2 separate regions of the Homo sapiens genome follow, and region 2 is linked to region 1. The links are chromatin loops, found by intact Hi-C in ENCODE. Cell type or tissue: MCF 10A. All regions are shown on one strand. Each heading gives the region's core, and the rest is flanking DNA. Links, peaks and the distances in the headings are about the cores only.

Region 1 (2,927 bases), core at 116-2,615:
ATTATTTTTCCCCATGCCTTAGGCTGTATAGAATATTAACAATAGTCACTGTAATGCAAAGGGAAGCATGAAAAGGATTTGCCTTTTTGTCCTGCTTTATAATCTTCCACATTATTTGAATAAAATAAAATGACAATGAGTTTGAGAGGTTTTCAAACTGACTACAGATTACAGACAAACACAAGACTGGCGTGTGTGTACCTCTCTGCCTGCTGGTGTTGAATTCTGTCAAACAAACTCCAAAGATGAAAGTTCAATTTTGAGTGTCAGCTTTAAATCTAAACTCCTACTTATGTGACAGTTCTACTCAGCTTGGACCTCCAGATTGAAGTCCACTGGTTAGTACACTGCGCTATGAGCAGCACAGCCTGGTGGTAAAAGCCCAGATCTTCATAGAGCTTAAGTCCTGGCACAGTCATTTACTAACACTGTGACCTTGAGTAAGGTACTTCACGAGCCTCAGTTTCTTCATCTGGAAAATGGTTCTAGCAATTCTTACTTCAGTGGTATGTTGTGAGAATTAAATGAAATAATTAGTATAAATAATATATATTTTCATATTACTACTTTATAGTTTATTATATTATTAATAAACATTACTTATATTTATATTAAATATAAATATGAATATGAATTATATGAAATACAAATATTTCCTAATTTACACAGTCTGTACAATGTAGACCTTTTAAGTATAGTCTCAACCTGCCTACTAGGATTCTATTTATTTGTTTATCCTAAAATTATGAAGTCTAACCTCGAGGCACTTATTGCAACTTGGAGGGAAGCTGCTGTGCACATCTAGCTAGAGAACTAATAAGATCAGTCCTGGAGTGACATAAATCTGTACTAGCAAGTAAACTGTAGCATGAAGAAATGGTTTATGAAATTATTAACTTGTGTTTCATTTTAGCAGTACTTTTTCTCCCCATTGTTTCAAGATGTTTCAGGATGTCCCCTTTATTTCAACAGATGTTTGTGAAGGCTCTCTGAAAAGCAGTAGGTCTCAGCAGACTAATTTATCTCCAGGTTTTACCTCCAGAAATCTAATCTTTTTAAGGAAATTATGTGAGGGGGTACAAGACAAAGGGGCTTGCATATGAAGGCCACGAGGGAAAAGAGGCAAATTCACCAAGGCTAGAGTAGGGGGTATTAGCTTTAAGGCATTAGGAGGAGATAGAGATTTGGTGCTCAGCCTTGAGTCTACACTCCCAATACCCTAGAGAAAAGAAAGGACATTTAAAGGAAAATGAATATGTAGAGCACCTCAGGAGACTATCTGTATCTGTAGACTACAAGGTTCCTGAGCCCTACAAAGATGTCCCACATGCACTAAAAGAAATAATAGAAGGACAAGAATTTTGGCAGACTTTGGGTTTGAACAATTGGGCTTCCATCTCCACAGAAACAAAGACTCAAACACCTTTCTCAAATAGCTTTTCTCTGCCTGAAACAATCTTGGCATGACACTGAGAGTAGAAAGAGGAGTACTGCAGTAGCAACTGAGAAAGGTTTTTACACCTGAGATAGGGGCTAACAGATTTGATTTGTTTTAAAGGAAATAAAGTAATGCAATACTTCCCATATAGCCATGATTTAGATTAGAATGGAGTCTTATGAAATCCACAGAGTTTAACGAGTGATGAAGTGATCAGACTTAGTAGGAAAAGATTGAGGAGAAATTTGGTAAACATTATCGAATCCAAAAAATGTGGTAAACTGGTTGAGAAAAGGTTTGTGCACAATTTGGAACCAAAGTAAGAATAAAGTCTACTGAGTCAAAATTAAGCAAAAGAAGACTAGATAGTAATAAAGCTTTGTGGTCATGGTGTGGTATGCAGAACAATAGTTCTCAAAATTGTTCATGTCCAATCCTTGGAACCTGTGAATGTTACTTTCTATGGCAAAAGGAATTTTGCTGATGAGATAAAGATTAAGAACTTTGATAAACACTACATGCTCTCACTCACATGCTAAAGCTAAGAGAAGGTTGATCTCACAGAAGTAAAAAGTAAAACAGAGGTTACTAGAGGCTGAGAAGAGTAGGAGGAGATAGGGGATAGGGAGAGATTTGTTAAAGGACACAAAATTACAGCTAGATAGGATGAATGGATTCTAGCATTTCATAGCACTGTAGGATGACTAGAGTTAACAATAATATATTATACATTTTCAAACACCTGGAAGAGCATATTGAATGTTTCCAACACAAAGAAATGATACATGTTTGAGATGATGGATATGCTAATTATGCTGATCTAATCATTATGCATTGTAGGTACTGAAACATCACTTTATACCCTATAAATATGTACAATTATTATGTGTCAATTTTTTTTAAAAAAAAATTAAGACCTCTGAGATAGGAAGAATATCCTGGATTATCCAGGTGGGTGCAATCCAAAAACATGAATCCTTAAAAGAATGAAACCTTTCCCAGTTATGTTCAGAAAGATGTGAAGCTGAAAGAAGGTCAGAGAGAGATACAAAAAACATTGCTGACTTTGAAGTCAAGGAAAGGGGCCATGAGCCAAGGAGTGTGGGAGCTGGAAAGGAGAGTAAAGGGTTTCTCCCCCAGAGCTTCCAGAAAGAAAGGCAGTTCTGCCAGTACCTTGATTTTCATCCAGTGAGCCTCATGTCAGATTCCTAACTTACACAACTGTATGATAATAATAAATTCATGCTGTTTTTCAGCGACTACATTTGTGGTAAATTTGTTATGGCAGAAACAGAAAACTAACCTGCATGATTAACCTGCAAGAGTTCTAAGTATTCCTACTGATGTAATTCCTACTTATTCCTATTAATGACTTCTAAGTATTCCTACTGAGTAATCTGCAAGAATTCTAAGTATTCTTACTGATGGCATGGTACCAATTACAGGGCAAGTGAGAAGTAGTTTGTGGTTGCCCCTCTCAGAGTTGGGA
Region 2 (2,927 bases), core at 123-2,622, 66 kb after region 1:
AGGCCCAGAATTAAGTGCCAGTCTAGGTATGCATTACAAATAAGCCAGAGGCAGCCCAGACTAGGAAGACGCTAACAATCTGTCTTTGTGAATTGCTCGAAGTCCTTCTACCTCTTAGGCAATTCTGTTCCATTTAACCTCTGTTCCCAGTCAGAATTTAATTTGTTAATGATTTAATTTATCTGATATTTATTTATTTTATTCAGTTTTATGGTTCACTGCTCTTACTTTTCCTGAAATCTTTCTTTTAACTTCAAATTTTAATCAGTATTCAAAATGTTTCCCATAATGATCTCTGCTAAAATCTGTAAAAACTCAAACCAATGGCAAATTTAGAATAACAGAAAATAGCATATAATATAAGTTAGCTCAATCAAGTTCTATTTTCAAGTCTGTAAAATAGGCTGGTTTCCTCAAAGCAGAGGACTTTCAAGGTCCAGGAGCAATAAAAATGAAATGTAATGATATTTTTCTTTTCTTCTTTCAATTTGGAATTCATTGTATTTCTGAGACTACCCTGTTCTTTCCTATTATAAATCAGCTCCTCTCAGCCCAGATTTTACTCTTCTGCTTCTTGCTTGTGTCTCTATAGTCATTTTTTGCCTTTGTCCTTAAAGAGGATGGTCCTCCAAATCCCTTCTCCTAAGCATCATCATTCAATTTTACGTTACTGCCCAGTAAGAAATGTAATTATAAACAGATTTTGACACATTTCTCAAGCCCTGGTCATGCAATGTAAAGAGAAAATAGCTCATAGATTCCAAACAGAAATTGAAGTTAGCTTTCAGAACACTCTGCTCAGCTCCAACTAAGTAAATGCCACAATTTTATACATTCCATACATTTCCCAGAAAAATATCCAACATATCAAAATCGAGAATCTAGTCTCCAAATATCAGTGCTTGGACAAATGTTTTAAGTGGCATTCGACATTAAATCTGGCTTTTCTCTTGAGAATCTTAACAAAAAATGAGTATCTTTTTTCTTATAGAAGTTAAACACAATATTTGTAATTGAGTTATTTTTGTACTTATTGATTAGAATAAGTACTCTGGTTACTTTAGAGTATGATTTCAGATGTTATAAAATAGTTGCTGTTAAGGGTACTTTTCCATTCTTAGGTTTTTATGTCATTTCACTGAAAATTAAATGCTGTCTGATGCTTCACAAAAATATGCAAAAAGAGAAAGCTTTTTTTCAAAAGGTTTACATGATACCATAAACGACAAGAAGTTTACCTTAGCCCAACTTGTATGCAATGAGTCATCTCTCTACACAAAATAATGAGTCTTTCTGGCTATTTGGCAGGGCCCACACAACTGATTGAGAAAGAAGAAAAAGTGTAACCTCCTCTTCAACAATTGAGTTGACAATGATTAGGAAGCAAAAAGCCATGCATTTTTGGCTTTTTCATTCACCATGAAGGCTCTGCGTTCCCAGGCTATGGCAAACATAACTAGAATGTAATGTCTGAGGATGACAGGTCATCCTGAACCAAATAAACCCACGAGCATAGATCAGAAATTTTAGATGAGAGAAATGCTTATTAAAAGTTCTTGAAAATATATACCTCCATCCTGGATCTGTCTTTTCAGGTTGATCATTTATGGTGTAGCCATATGAACCATCTGCTGGGTAAAACCACCAAGGAATGTCGGTAGTGGTTGTGGAACACTGGAAGCAGCCTCTAGCTTCACAGCTTTCTTGAGAGGTTCCTGGTTGAGGGTGGCAATCAATGCGTTTCTGAATGGGAAACCGCATGGCACAAGCAGCCTCTTGTTTCCTAATGCTAAATGACGAGTTAATGGGTGCAGCACACCAACATGGCACATGTATACATATGTAACAAACCTGCACGTTGTGCACATGTACCTTAAAACTTAAAGTATAATAATAATAAAATTTAAAAAAAATAAAAAATAAATAAATAAATAAAAATAAAAAAAAGAAAAAAAGAAAAAGAAGCAACATGGAACCTTACTGTCAGCAACACACCAGTGACATCCACAGTTGGTACAGGAAACTTCATTTGCTCCTGACTCTGGATAACATTCAGTTTGTTCAGAGGACGCTGCCACAGAGCATGAGTCAATTTTCTCAAAACACCATGGGATGCCTGGCATTTTAGATGGAGACCAGCGGCAATTCCTGGCCAAACATCTGTCTTGGGAAACTCCAGGATCAGGGTGACAGTCCTTACGTAATTGGGCAGCTACAGATGCTGAGCATGAACTTGAACTAACTGGCTGGACTAAAATTGAACCAAGAAGGAAAGCAGGGCAGGGTAAATGAAAAGATAACCTGAAAACGTATTACAATCAAGACACTTGTAGAACTTAAAAAAAAAAAAGTATCTCTCAAAATACTTAGATTGCAAGTGGAATAGCTGGTGGATACAAAACAAGTACTATAAATTTGTCAGCCTGAGTAAAACAAAAACCTGTCCCTTAAAAATGCAGCACTAACATTTATTATTTAGTCACTTGTAATATTCTCAGCATGCACATATTTTATGGTTCCTCAATCTTAGTTGTCTACTCATTATCATCTTCTAAATATTACCAAATGGATTTCACAAAAGTCAACATAATTATTTCTTTCCTATTTGCTATGCCTTCCTTCATTTACGGAGTGGATACCAGTTATCAGGCTTCCAATAATAATACTGCCAAAATGTCTATACATGCTTTCTCAAAGCTAACAGATACCAGACCTTCAAAAAAGCCATAATACTGATATATTTGTTCATCCCCTTTCTTCTGTGGCTTTCATTTTTTAAAAATCCTAGGTTTATGCTGCCAGTACTGATTATTTTCAGCAAATATCAGTGTTGATATTTGGGGGATTTTATTCTACTAATGTAATCAACTTCATGGATTACTAATCTTTGTCCTCCATAAATTGAATACATTGGAATACAGATGCAA

What was found. Peaks named below come from ENCODE experiments on the same cell type or tissue, not always from the same donor. Only the 100,000 strongest peaks of a DNase experiment are listed, where the experiment ranks them.
Region 2: it touches region 1 in a loop (5-fold over the local background); 2 of 110 quality-filtered maps call a loop at or near these places.

Annotation. Positions count from the first base shown.
Region 1 is chr12:39,003,609-39,006,535 of GRCh38, forward strand. No RefSeq gene overlaps it. Among named protein-coding and RNA genes, the nearest start is that of CPNE8-AS1, 99 kb to the left of the region's middle. In MCF 10A, for the core only: no CTCF peak of the experiment used is centred there; no DNase peak of the experiment used is centred there.
Region 2 is chr12:39,069,692-39,072,618 of GRCh38, forward strand. No RefSeq gene overlaps it. Among named protein-coding and RNA genes, the nearest start is that of LINC02406, 74 kb to the right of the region's middle. In MCF 10A, for the core only: no CTCF peak of the experiment used is centred there; DNase peaks (open chromatin) are centred at 1,290 and 2,120.